2 separate regions of the Mus musculus genome follow, and region 2 is linked to region 1. Evidence: chromatin contacts called from ENCODE Hi-C or POLR2A ChIA-PET data. All regions are on one chromosome and are shown on one strand. The core of a region is the stretch at or near the end of the contact, and the rest is flanking DNA. Distances in the headings are between cores, read along the strand shown.

Region 1 (6,682 bases), core at 2,223-4,722:
ATGCCCTTTTCTGGTGTGTTTGAAGAGAGCAACAGTGTACTTACTTACTTACACACACACACACACACACACACACACACACACAGAGAGAGAGAGAGAGAGAGAGAGAGAGAGAGAGAGAGAGAGAGAGAGAGAGAAAGAATGGGGCAGTGGCAGTAGACACCTTTGATCCCAGCAACCGGGAAGCAGAGGCAGGTAGATCTCTGAGTTCATGCCAGCAGTTTACAAAGTTTGAGGACAGTCAGGGCTAGCTTGAGAAACCATAAATCAATCATATGGGCTGGAGATCTGGATCAGTGGTTAAGACCAATTGCTCTTTCAGAGAACCAGAGTTTAATTCCAAGAACCCAAGCTAACAATTGTCTGTAACTCCAGTCCCAGGGATCCAAGGCCCAACACAGACCTCCGAGGGTGCCAGACAAACGTGACACTCATACACACCGGCAAAATATTCATGCATGTTAATAACAGAATTAATTCATACTTTAGAAAATAAATTATAGGCTGGTGGTATATAGTTTAGTGACAGTATGTTTTGTAGCATACACTAGACTGGGTTTAATCGCCTACACTGAAAATAAAAAGTAGCCAGATACAGCGGAGAATGCCTTTAATTTCAGCATAGGACAGGCAGAAGAAGCAGGTAGATCTCTGTGAGTTCTGGATCAGCATGAATCTACACCAGTGGCTCTTAACCTGTGGGCTTAAGGGGGTCACATAACAGATGTTTACATTATAATCCCTAAAAGCAGAAAAACTAAAGTTATGAAGTAGAAACAAAATAATTTTATGGTGGGAATTCCTCACCACAACATGGGAAATTATATTAAAAGGGGCTCAGCATTAGAAGGCTGAGAACCACTGTCCTACATAGTAGTACTCTGTCTCAACAAATTTGTGTGTCTCTATGTATACAGAAACACACACAAGTACACTCACAGATTTCTTATCATGTACAAATTATTAAAATGGTTGGAGGAAGAAAAAAAAAAAAAAAGCCTGACAGGGTGGTATACTCCTTTAGATAATTCTAGCATTTGAAGGCAGATGGAACCCAGTTCCAGGCCAGCCTGATCTATAGAGTGAGCTCCAGGTCAGCCAAGGCTACACAGAAAAAAACTCCAAAAAAACTCCAAAAAAAAAAAAAAAAACCAACAACAAACAAACAAAAAAGAATTCTGTTACTTCAAAATAAAGGCTTCCCATTCCGTCTCCCAACTTCACGAATTCTTAAAGCACACTGTCCACAATAAACTGAAAGGTTAGACTAACAAATAAATGCAAGCCATTTTAGAACACTCAGAAGAAAGGTAAAAAAGGTGAATTTAGTACTGTAAAATAATGTCAAGACAGAAAGCAATTCTAATTTTCAAAAAGAACTTTAAATGATTTTCTTCCAAGACCAACAAAATAAATAAGTAAATAAATATTTCCTGGGCTTTTGAAGAGATGGTTTAGCAGTTAAGAGCACTTGTTGCTCTTCCAGAGTACCCAGGTTTGACTCCCAACACTCACATGACACCACCTCACAACTGTCTTTAACCCCAGTTCCAGGGGATCCATTATCTTCTGACCTCAATGGGACCTATATGTACGTTTACACAGGAATACATACAGGCACACTACCCATATACATAAGAAAAAAATTCCTAGAACAAAAATTTTACCGTCTAAATGAATATATAAATGTAATTGAAACCAACTCTATGAAAGGTGGCAGTTTATCCTGGGAATGGATCGTCAAAGATCCACAATTTGCACTCTATCTTATCTTTTAAATAGACAGAAATTTCACTCAATCACACCTTTCCAAAAATTAAAATTTGCTATTGTTTTTTTGCACTTCTGGCAGGGTCTTTTTGTTTTGTTTTGTTTTGTAAGCGAAGCTTGCCTTTAGTTAAAAAAAAAAAGTGGGAGAGAAGGACCTAGCATTACACTTCAGAATATATTTTCACTTGCAAAATTGTTTCTTTATTTTGTAAATGCCCAAATTTCTTGGGTTCTGAGGTGAAAACTACCATAAAAAACATGAGACCTCATGAGTGGAGCAGAAGTGATAAAAGCGCTCTAATCCCAGGACTCAGGGTCTGAGTTCAAGCCCAGCAAGGACTGCAGAGTGAGTTCTAGAATAGGCAGGGCTACACTGACAAACCCATTTTGAAAACAAAAAACATTCGACCACCAACAAACTACAAATCTGTCTACTGGCGTCTAATACTCTTTAGTTTTTGATGAGATTTACAAAAAAAGTGGCTTTATTACTAAACAAAAACCATGAACCACCACTAACTTCTGGTTTTCCGGGTAAGAGTTATCAAAGTTAAACTATTCAACACATTATACATGCCAACCTCAGAGTACAAAAGTGGCAGACAAAACTGATACCACAGCACAATTTCAGAACTATTCACAACTACCAAAAACAAAAAACCGCACCCATTCTTATGTAAACTTTTGCAGTAAACTTCCTGAGCCTCACCTTCGCTTACACCTACCCTCTTCAAAGGTACCAATTGTCAAAAACTCCTAAGAGAAAACGTCCCATAGGGGAAAAAACGACTGAAATGTTATTATATTTAAGCATTTAAACAGGGTTCTTCCTCAGGCTACAGCCATTTTAGATTCAGTATCTTTTGAATTTTATGGGTTGGGAAGATTTAGCATGGAATAAAAACGACTAGTTAAGCCACTTCAACTAATCAAACTTCCACTCCAATGGGACGGAGTTTGGTAGATAACCAGTAAGACAATCTGAAGTTGAAAAGGTCTCCCTACCCCAGAGAACCGCGACTCCGGGCGTGGAAGTTCCCTTTCGCCCAGATAGTCCACATTTGACTTACACGACTTTTTCCTCGTTAAGTTTCTCTTAACTGGAAAACAGAAGCCTTCGGCTCTTATTTTAAAGAAAGGTAAAATAATAATAATAATAATAGTAATGATAATAATGATAATAAAACCCAAGTAAACCAAATCACTCAACCACTATCAAGCCGGAACTCCTGGAGAGGAGCCGGAGCCGCAGGTGAGCGTTTCCGACCGGGAACTGAAGTTGAAGTCGGAGAGCTCTGGAACCGCCGCGGCGACGCTAGTGTGCAAGACTCCTCCCGTTGGCGGGGGGGAGGGGGACGTTCCAACTCGGCGACTCCCAGGTCCCTCGTCCACCCCGGCGGACCCACACCCAACCACCTGTGCAAGACCTTCTTCTAACTAGTTTTCCTAGACGGCCAGTTAGGTGCCGGCGGAGCCCGTGCCGGGACCACTCCAGGTCTCCTTCTGCTCGGTGTCCAGGACCCATACTCACCCGGCAGCGGCGGGGCTACGGTCAAGGACGACTCGCGGCGTCTGAGGACGCGTCCTCAGCTTCTCCGACCAGCAGAGGTGACTAGCCCACAACCATAACAAAGCTCTTCCCAAAATGGCTGCCCGGCCCACAAGGCCCAGGAGGGGGCAGAGCGGGTGGAGGAGGAGCGACGGCCGGCTGGGCCCTCCCTCTGCCGCTTCGGCCCGCCTCCTTCACGCCCACTAGCACCGGCGCACGCGCAGGCGTGAGCTCCAGCTTTCGTGACCCCGCCCGGGCGCCCGCGGCTCGCTCTGGAAACGTTGGGCTGCTCCTGCAGCGGTTACTTCCCGCCCCGCCCCCGGCGCCCTTCGGCGCGACGCCGGTCGGTCCACTCTCCCTTCCGCAAAGCCTTCGCCTCTCCTTGTGCCGCTCTTGGGGCGAGGACCAGCCGAATTCAGCACGCCCCTTTAAAGCTCCCAGCCGGGTCCTCCGGCCTGGGAGCACGTGAATATGGGAGGATATATTTGTACCAGTTCTTCCCCCACCCATTCTTTCTTCACCTTCTCACACCTCGATTGTGAACCAGATGCTTCGCCAACTACTAGAATTGTCAAACAAGTAGCGGAAGAGTGTGTTTTCCGAGCCCTGTACACCTTTGCCCCTCCATTCACAGGCGCGCGCCGTGGAAACTACAGTCCTAGGCAAGCCATAGACACACACATACTCCCGCCCCTCCGGACTAGAGCATGCGCGGCGGTGTGGGCGCACTACCTGCCGGGAGTTGTAGTTCATGGGCATTGCAGGCGTCACGGAGCCGCCAGAATGGAGGGTTGAAATCTGCTCCAGCCCAGTCTTTGCTAATAAACCCCCAAAAGAGTCTATAAGCACTCTCTTGGCTATTGCACGACAGGAAGGGACCGTACAACCTTGCCAGAGAAGGTAATAAAACTGGCGGACAGCGTCTCACTAAAAACGAATGTTTCAGGAAGTTAGTTTTACTGCTTAGAATGGAGGAAGTAGTCAAAAAGGAGTCCCTACGTAAATGAACTCTCCTTTTTGTCTTCAGCTTTTTACACAAGGAGCCAAGAACGCTCGAAGTACTTGGTAGCTGTTCCTTTTGGTCGACAGATGGCAGGTTGGGGGTGGGAGAGGAGACTTAGAATAAATCACACAGAGGATAAATTCAACAATGTTACTTCCTGGATGACCTTCAAGCTCAATGCCCCTAACGCCACACTTTGATTCATAGAATTCTGAATGTTGGGCCCCAGTCTTCTGTATTCCTCAATGTAATTTCTAGGTAATAGAGAATAAGGTAAAAACAAAATCAACACCTCTTTCTCGCCCAGTGGTAGTAATAAAGGACTCAAATGCGGAGGAAGATGTGTCCAGTCGACTCAACAACGTTGTTTTGCAAGTTAAGCGTTCCAGGCAATCCTGCCTTTAAAAAAATAAAATAATTCCGTAGGCCAAATCAGCCAACTCCAAGTCTCCTCCTAGCTTCTTCCACTACTGTTACTGGGGGTTATTTCAGAAATTGTACTCTACTTCCTGAATATGTGTGTGTGTGTGTTAAACTGGTTAGAGATCCCATAACAGAGACTTGTAAGGTATCTGAAAGCTGACTTCAATTAGAATATTTTAGACTAGCCCTCAGCTCTGTGGTTAAAGGCACTTACTGCTCTTACAGAGAACCTCAGATCAGCTCCCAGCACCTATACTGTGGGGAATCCAAGCCTCTCGCCTGAGTGGGCACATGCATGAACATCCACATTAAAAATAATGTAAAATAACTGAGGGAGGGAAGCATTCAAAAACGGAAAGAGAAGAGTCGGAACTTGCTACCGTTAATTCCCATCCGGACCCATTTTCCTGCACTCAGGAAGTGGGGGGGCTGTGTGATTCCAGTTGCCGGAAGTGTTGTTTCGGTGTTTCTGGTTGAATTTGTTCAACTTTTGCGCCGTGTGATGGTGGCAAGTACGTTTCAGGGTTGTCAAGGGTACACTTTGGGAAGGAGGTGGTGGTGGGGTCACTAAGGATTGGTATTGGTATATAGATGTATAGTTACCCCACGCGTCTTAAGGACCTTTTGTGTCTAAATTCCGCTCGTGTCGCTAAAATGTCAGCTAGGAGCTTCCAGTTTGTGGTAGTTGCGTTGGCGAAATGAAAACATTTGGTCATTTTTTTTTTTCGTGGAATGAGCGAGTTGGCCACGGCTTTTAGTTTTTTAATCTCCACATCAGCTTCTGTCTCAGGGCTTCAGCCTGATTATAATCCTCCAAAATTAGAAAACACGTGCTCCACTGGTTACTGAATTCCAAAAGGTGGAGAATATATGGAAAACATTTAATTACATTGCTTGATTCACAACAAAGCGATATTTGTGGCTGCTCTCATTTATAGTGTAAAAATTCCACAGCCCCGAGTACACAATAACTAAAGAGAATATATGATTATTGGGAACAAAAGGTATAACTGTCAGTTTTAAAGATGAGGCACTGGTGCCTAAGAAGTGGTAGAGATGTTTGCTAAATCCAAATGTTCAGTTTCACATTGCTCTTTTTATTAAACCAAACAGCCAAAACTAAAATTATTCTTCAGAAAACAAAAACAGCACAAAACGTATTTCCTTAATATGTGACACTTTGGCAAATAAATACATAAATAAATCAAAATAAATTATGTTTCATCGAAGAGATTTTCTTGACTTTTTGTTGTTGTTGTTGTTGTTTTGGGTTTTTTTTGAGACAGGGTTTCTCTGTATAACCCTGGCTGTCCTGGAACTCACTCTGTAGACCAGGCTGGCCTTGAACTCAGAGATCCGCCTGCCTCTGCCTCCCAATGCTAAGTGCTGGGATTAAAGGCGTGCACTACCACTGCCCAGCAACGACTTCTTATAAATGTATAAAATGTATACAATTAAGCGATATCTTGTTTTATGTATAGGGCGTTGCTTCAAATTCAGCCATCCCCCTCAACTATAAAAATATATGAATCGGAATTGCATTTTCCCTGGACAAAACCCTGAGCAGAAACCAGAATGCTACACTTCATCCAGAAAGTTTCTGGAGCATCTTCAAAGGTTAGTTGAGCACTATTTGTCAATAACTGTTTGGCTATGGCAGATATAGAAATATGTATTCAAGTGAGGAAGGAAAACAATGGGCAAATTATAAATAAGTAAAATATTTACTATGTCAAATAATAACTGCTATGGAGTACTATACATCAGGGAAAGAGAATAGGGAATATCAAGAATAGAGAGAAGCCGGGCATGGTGGCACATGCCTTTAACCCCAGCATTCGGGAGGCAGGCGGATTTCTGAGTTCGAGGCCAGCCTGGTCTACAAAGTGAGTTCCAGGAGAGCCAGAGCTACACAGAGAAACCCTGTCTCGAAAAAC
Region 2 (7,099 bases), core at 1,513-4,012, 40 kb before region 1:
AAGAATTGGGCTACCCTTTAATCTAAATCTGGAGTTCCCTCTATATTGGAAGCTTGATCCCGGATAGATTTCTGTCTACAATTCCTGAGAAAGCTGAATTCAGTGAAATTTGACAACACTGGTTTAGGTAAAGCCATTTTCAAAGTGTTGAATGCCAGCCAGTTTAACTAAATATTTGAAGACATTTACTCCTGGACCTGCTTTATAAAAGGAAAATAAATGCAGAAGAAATTCTAGTTGGCTAGTTTAAAGAAAAGTGGGTTTGGGTTAAGTTCTTTTTTGCCACACAGTATTTTAGGATCAAATGTAGTTGGCCACTGTTACAAGACCCCATTTAAAAAGCTGCAGGTCTAGAAGAAATTCAGTGTTTCAGTCAAAACTGGTGAGGACTCAAGTGCTCATTTTTATCCTTAACGCTGACAAAAGCCTCTTCTGTGGGAGGTGGGGGGTCAGCAAAGGCAGAACTGTGGGTGAAGAAGCTGGATTCCACAGATGAACTGGACACCTATAGAATATGAAAGATAGGGTTTTGTTTTTAAGCAAAACTTAAGACAAACGTTGGAGTTAAACTGAGGACAAAGTTTAATGAAAAGCAGGGCAAGTGTTCTTTTTCTGCCACATGGTATTTCATGGGTAGGTTTAAGGATTAATGTAGATACCTTAATTGGTATACACTATCTAATAGAAGCTGCTTAGCCTACAGGCTGACCAGAAGTGGACTCACCATTGGTGGGTACTGGTATTCATGGGCATTTGCTGGGTTGATCTCTGCCAATGTCTGGGCATCTGTATCTCTTGCATTTACCAGCCTCAGAAAGAGCTCAGCCTGGCCTGCCTAACAAAGGAAGTGGTACTCCATTGGAATCTGGGAGTATACCCAGTCTTTATCCTCTATACTTACCTGGGGAATCTCATTCCTCTGGGCAAGGCTGAGGCTGGTGTTAGGATAGACCCGAAGTGGGAGGCGCCAACGGCCCCTAAGCACCCTCAGATCTTGGTCAAATAGCAATAGTGAGGCCCAAGCCTTTGGTTGTGGTGCCCATGTAACTCCATGCCAGGCCTGTAGTTCACAGATCAAAGATACCAGTGGTGATGGAGGCAGCCTGTGAAACAAAATCACGTTCGAGTATTTAGCTGAAGTCCCTAGTTTGTTGTAGGGCTGCTCTTGGGCCCAGTGTACAGATCAGACCTAGTAAGGTGCAGCCTTTATGACCTATACCTACTAACCTGGGCACAGGCTGCTTGCTTGCTAGGATAGCACAGTTGCCCATAGGTCCAGGAGCTGAAGGTTGTGGCAAGCAAAGGGCTGGAGGTAATGCTGTGGTCCCTCCTGTATCTTGTCCATTCCGGGCCAAGCTGGTCATTAGCTGTACCCATATCCAAGAAGTGTCAAGGCCCCGCAGGAAGTCATAGAAAATGACAAGGCCAGCCCTGAAGAATACAAATCTATGTACACAGAGCCCCTAATTCCTCCACCCGGCCAGTACTTTAAGCCTGGATGGCGGTTGGTGGGTCTCCATAAATGTCAGCATTCAAAAATGCTGTGAAGGAGGGAGCAGGCCTCACCCAGGATCATAGGGTGCTGGACCTAGAACATCTGATGCAGGTAGGAGGAAGTGGAGATCCAGACCCATTTTTCTTGTCATGGTTCCATTAAGTATCTATTGTGGACAAAAGAGTTCAGTCCTACAGAACTGCAATCTGCCCATGATCCCCAAACTGCATGTCAAGCCAGCCATCAACCCCGAATGCTGTCTTTCTCACAGTCTTTGAAGTGCCATGGAAGTTCTGGGCTTTTGTGGAACTTGTAAGTTGTGGTATTGGGGGTGCAACCAGTGGAGGGAGGAGGGAGTTATCACACCTACTCAGGTGTCCGGGGAGATCCCTGGATCCTAGAAACAACAACAAAGTGGCTTGAGCTGGAGGAAGCAGCAAACTGAGTAAGTCAGAGGGAGTACAGGCTCATAAACCAAAGATACAAAGATAGCTGTATTGACAGAAACACGTTACAGACATGGACTTCATCCTCCCGACTTGGTCCCTTCACCCCTTCAGAGTTGGGTTCCCTGGGATTGTCTAGGGAGAGGCTGTATTTTTCACTGACCCCAGGGCGACAGACTCAGGACTTTCTGCTTCTGCAATGCCAGGATTTCTGCCTCCAGGAGCCTGTTTTCGGCTTCCACCGTTAGAACCTCCTCAGAGGCGGCACTTAGTTTTTCTGAGATGAATTAAAGTGATCTGTCAAGCATTATGTAGTAATCCAACTTTAAGGGTTTCTGCACAAGCCTGGATTTGTCATCTGGCAATGGGTTTTCCTTCCTTGGGCTTACGTGCCTCCCATTCTAGTGGTGCTCTCCCTCAAGCCCTTTTCTCCTTCCAACTCTAGGACCATCAGTGTAGAAACCCTCTATGATAGACCCTTTCGTTCACCCTTGCGGTTTTGCGACCGCTGCAATTCCAGGGCTGACGCTTCCACTTGCAGCTGCAATATTTTGTCCAGAACTTCTGGGTCCCGGCCTCCACCGTGCACGTAGGCTTCACGTAGGATCCTAGCAAGAAGGCAGCAGAAAGCGATCTCCCAGACTGAACAGACTCCCGATCCTGTCCACCCAGGGCCGGGGTCCTCACCGGATCTCTGCAGCCAGCGTTTCCGGGTTGAACCGCAGGGGCAGGTAACAGAATTCCACTGCCCTATGGGTGTCCTGCAGTTTTCTGGCGCAAGCAGATGATGTCACTGACCCGAGCCCAAGGCCCCGCCCGCACTCCTACCAAAGCTGGGCCGGCAACTCACCGAGGCTGAAGCTGGAGCGCCTGGAAATGCGCACCTAGCGTTTGCAGTGCTCCCCGGGTCCGGTTGGCCTCTTCCTTGAGTTCTCTGAGCTCGCGCTCCAAGTCGAATGGGCGGGGTAATCCTCCCTTGGGTCCCGCCACGCTGTGGAGGCGCCGTTTTAATTCTGAGGGACAAATGGGCAGAGTCAGGGTGAGTCCGAGCACAGCGACAGGGCCGAGTCCTTACCTCTCACCTTCGCCGCGACGCTCCAGCGCCCGGCTCTGTGCTTCTGTTTCTGCCATGCGTCTGGCGCGGGTTCCCTGCAAGACTCGCAGCCTCTCCCCAGGGCTCCCTGCAGTCTGGGAAGTGAGACCCTCAGTCGCTCGGGGACCTATTTTCTGTAGGGACAGCAACTGCACCTGCAAATAACTCGGACCCGCTATTTCTGTACTGGGTGATTTCCAGCATGTAAATCTCTACACATGTAAAGTTGAAGTTTGTAGTCATGATTGGTGTGTACCTCCTCTGTCAGCCTCTTTAGAGCAGATGTGCTGGCTTCCTGATCACGGCTCTTTTCTTGTGCCATGATCTGGTGGCGGGGAGGCAAAAAACGTAAGAATAATGATTGATGGAAAACCTACCCCTGGCCACTGGCGGCCCTTACCTTGGTGCCTCGTTTGATCGCGACTGAAGGCTGTGATTTAAGTGTTACCTCCGGAGTCAGCCGGCCAATGCAGAATCGTTTGGTGTGTGTGGCCAACAGAGCCCAGGAGCGGAAAACCATATCACAGGATTCACAGGATAAAAGTCCTGATTCCCCTGAGTAATCGGCCATGGAATGGAATCTCTTATAGACACCAGCGTCCTACAGAGGATGTGACAAAAGAGAAAAGGCGGACTGGACAGAAAAGAGAGAAAAGGGACAAAGAATAGACCAAGTCTGCTAAATCGCCAGGTCCTTCAAATGTATGTTTATGTTTGGGGAGGTGCCCTAGCTCCCTGGGCAGCGAGTACAGGCTTAGGCAGGCCTGGGCAATGTGCCTGGCCACCTTTGGGTGGGGCCCAGGTGTGAAAATGTCAGTTTGTTCCACCAATTACAGTGAGTTTGGCCAAGTATTTAATTAACTGCGGCTTTGACTTCATTGCCTATTTAGCCTCTGATAGGCAACTGTCATCTGTACCACAGCTGTTCTCTAAAATGGACAGATTTCAAGCTAGAATTCTCCACTGTAGGGAACATTTCCGCACAAGGTAAACCTCATATTAGCAGTATGTCTTTGCATAAACCCATCTTTTACAGAATTAACACACCACACAATGGAATAGTCTTTCTAATTCCCATTCTGGGACAGGAATGATCTGAACCTTTCCAGTAATGAGAACTGGGAGACCCGTTGGGGAGAATACAATTTGTCAGATGGATACTACTTGTGAGTTAAACGAGCTCTTTCTGCTGGTCAAGTTATCGTCACCTTTACACAGATCTGTAAAAGCAACGTTCATCCTCATCTCCTAGGCGAATCTATGCCTAAAATGTTTTCAGGCTCTGAGACTATTGAATAAACTCACTCTAGCTCTTCCTCAAAGCTGGCTGACTCAACTCAGCTGTTCTGTCTCAAAGTCCTCTCTGAACTGGTTCAAACCGGCTTCTCTTAGCTTCTCATTGAAGTGCTCTACTTGGTGAAGCTGCCTCTAAACTACACTCAACTGAACTAACTCCAAGATGGATTTTCCCTGCACTGCTCTTTTTTTTTTTTTTTTTAAGATTTATTTATTATATGTAAGTACACGGTAGCTGTCTTCAGACACACCAGAAGAGGGCGTCACGGATGGTTGTGAGCCACCATGTGGTTGCTGGGACTTGAACACTGGACCTTTGGAAGAGCAGTCGGGTACTCTTACCCACTGAGCCATCTCACCAGCCCCCCTGCACTGCTCTTAAGTAGCATTTCTTTCCTGAGTTGGGCTTTGCCCATCTGTGGAGAGCTTTGTGGGGCCACTTGGCTGGGATTTGACATTAGGCCAGGACAAGGAAGTAAGCTCAGGCAGGAATCTAATTTGGCTAGAACAAAGTAGTAGGCTTAAGGCAAGAATTTTACTTTGGGCTAGGACAGGGAAGTAGGCTCAGATATCTTGGTCATCCTGATAAGCACTTAGAAACAGTGAGCTTGGGAGTTTTATTGTCTTGCTTATTCTCCAGCCTAGAACTGATCTTATTATTTGCATGTAATTAAAATGATATAAAAGCAAATTGGGGGAAAAAAAATAAACCTACTTCAGCCTCAGACCTTGCTGAGTTCATACTACAATGAAAATTGCCTTTTTTCTTTTTAATCCTCGCTCCTGAGCTGATCTCTCTGACTCATTTGGTCAGATATTTCTGATTCATCACACTAAGGGCATGTCTGTATCCAGCGAGGTCATACAGACATCTATCTTTTGGATGTGATCCTTTTCAAGAGCAAACATGTTCCCTGATTAAAATTCGTCTACACAGATCCATGCACCTCATTTCTGAAGCAGCCTTTCCTCAGTAAGACAGAGCTGTTAAGGTAGTTCTCTCCAAACATCCAAAGAGGAGCAAGTTACACGATGTTTATGTGCTCTGAAACATTATATAAAAGGCGAGCATTCTCTCCACTGCCTTAATAAACTGTTACTTCATAGATTTAAAAGATGCTTTTTCTTTTTTAGTGTATGGGTATTTTGCCTGCACGTATACCAACGCATTCAGTTCCCAATGAGGTTAGAATTGGGGTGGCTTAGGTTATGATTGCTAGTTGCATTTTGAACCGTAGCCAACTGAAAGAGCAGCTAGTTGAGTGCTCCATGGGGCCATCCTTCCAATTCCAGCAGATTTAGAAAAATGGGCTACATGAGCATTATACTGAAAGTGTTACCTTTTGTGGTGGTTTCAGGTAGTAAATCGAGGGCCTTGGCCATGCAATGCAAGTAAATGTTCTGCCAATGAACTATGACCTCCAGCTGCCAATTTCCTTAACATATCTTAACATTTAGCCTGTGCATGTATTTGTGTTAGCACAGGTAGGCCAGGTAAAGTATCATGTCAAGGGAGTCATTTGTCTACTTTCATCATGTGGATCCCAAGAATCAAACCGAAATCCTCAAACTTGGTGACATAAACTTAAGTTCACTGAGCCATCTTGGTGGCCCTAAAATGTGGAACCACAACCATAAAAACTGCAAAAGCCACAAGCGCTCCTAACCCACTAAGCCATCTCTCCAGCTCTTCATTCATTTTGTATGTATATGTGCATATCAAGTTCACATATACAACTCGGAGAACAAATTGTGGAAACCATTTCTCAACTTCCATCACCATGTGTTTCTAGGTATGGAAGATGTAAACACTTAGTGGGCAAGTGCTAACCCTACACGGAGTCATTCTCATTCCTCCATCTCCACTGTCGTCTTACTTCATTCAATCACCCCCATGCACCCATTTAATTAAGTAGGAAGCACTTGTCAGGCCTTCTTTAAAATATTCATATTGGTGGCTGGACACTTGGCTCAGCAGCAGTTCAGAGCTGTTCTTCCAGAGGAGCAGAAGTCCCCCTTTGGCCTCCTCTGGCAATCAGTGCAGCATGGCATTCAGAGACACACACATAGGCAAAACACCTACACATAAAACACAACCAACTGAGGTGGGGGGAGGCCTCCAAACCCAGGTATATTGATAAATCCTGGGCACTAAAAAATTCCTTCAGTAAAAAAAATGTAGTTTATTATGAATAATTTATTGCACAGGTTTTTTCCACATTAAGAATTTTTGCTGAAAAGAGAAACAGGTGGGGCTGAATTCAGTTTTCCCCTAGTTTTCTAAAAATATTTCCCTTAAAAAAAGAATCCACTCTCTAATTTTAAAGAAAATATATTTCTTACACAAGACAATCCAAACTGATGCAAAATATTTATTCGACGTTAGTTATTTTATGCAGTAGTTTTTCCCCTCAACAGACTTGTGGTAACCACATCTTTTAAATCTGTAAATAATGTTATCAAAATAATCTTAATCTTTGAAATCTCACAAAAATTCATATTTTACAATCCACCCTGAATATCAAGGCTGCAAGAATAACATTTCCTATATCCAAATATTTTACAGCTGTACCCAAAAGAAAAAAAAAAAAAAAGAGAAAATAAAAAACAAAACAAAACAAAAAAAAAAAAAAAACAAAAACAACCACATATGCTTGGTTAAGGGCTAAGTTACCCAGCAGCCAAAAATAAAATAAAATATCCAAATTATTAGCATTAATTTAATACAATTATAACTTCAATAGTCACTTTGTCATTGACAATGATTGC

The links. A loop is a pair of places that touch in the nucleus more often than their neighbours do. ChIA-PET counts read pairs that join two places held with the same protein, here RNA polymerase II (POLR2A).
Region 2: a loop to region 1 is called in a map of gastrocnemius, with 8 times the contacts of the local background. The contact joins the promoter of C530005A16Rik here to the promoter of Gpbp1l1 in region 1. A Hi-C loop is called at or near these places in 5 of 37 maps with a recorded cell type or tissue (T-helper 17 cell, gastrocnemius, heart and 1 more). POLR2A ChIA-PET finds 5 or more read pairs at or near these places in 4 of 5 experiments (Patski and embryonic stem cell).

What each region holds. Positions count from the first base shown.
Region 1 is chr4:116,554,448-116,561,129 of GRCm38, reverse strand. It overlaps Gpbp1l1 (GC-rich promoter binding protein 1-like 1), which reads right to left and starts at 3,472. Exons shown (of 12, transcript NM_029868.3): 1 at 3,302-3,472. Tmem69 (transmembrane protein 69) reads left to right here and starts at 5,187. Exons shown (of 3, transcript NM_177670.4): 1 at 5,187-5,257; 2 at 6,227-6,362. The coding sequence starts at 6,321.
Region 2 is chr4:116,593,293-116,600,391 of GRCm38, reverse strand. C530005A16Rik (RIKEN cDNA C530005A16 gene) reads left to right here and starts at 2,762. Exons shown (of 3, transcript NR_029450.1): 1 at 2,762-4,550. It overlaps Ccdc17 (coiled-coil domain containing 17), which reads right to left and starts at 3,662. Exons shown (of 13, transcript NM_001037916.3): 1 at 3,435-3,662; 2 at 3,291-3,359; 3 at 3,024-3,129; 4 at 2,792-2,954; 5 at 2,629-2,712; 6 at 2,431-2,549; 7 at 2,105-2,218; 8 at 1,765-1,892; 9 at 1,567-1,661; 10 at 1,228-1,431; 11 at 902-1,103; 12 at 725-835; 13 at 126-505. The coding sequence starts at 3,605. The coding sequence ends at 374. It overlaps Gpbp1l1 (GC-rich promoter binding protein 1-like 1), which reads right to left. Exons shown (of 12, transcript NM_029868.3): 12 at 6,490-7,099.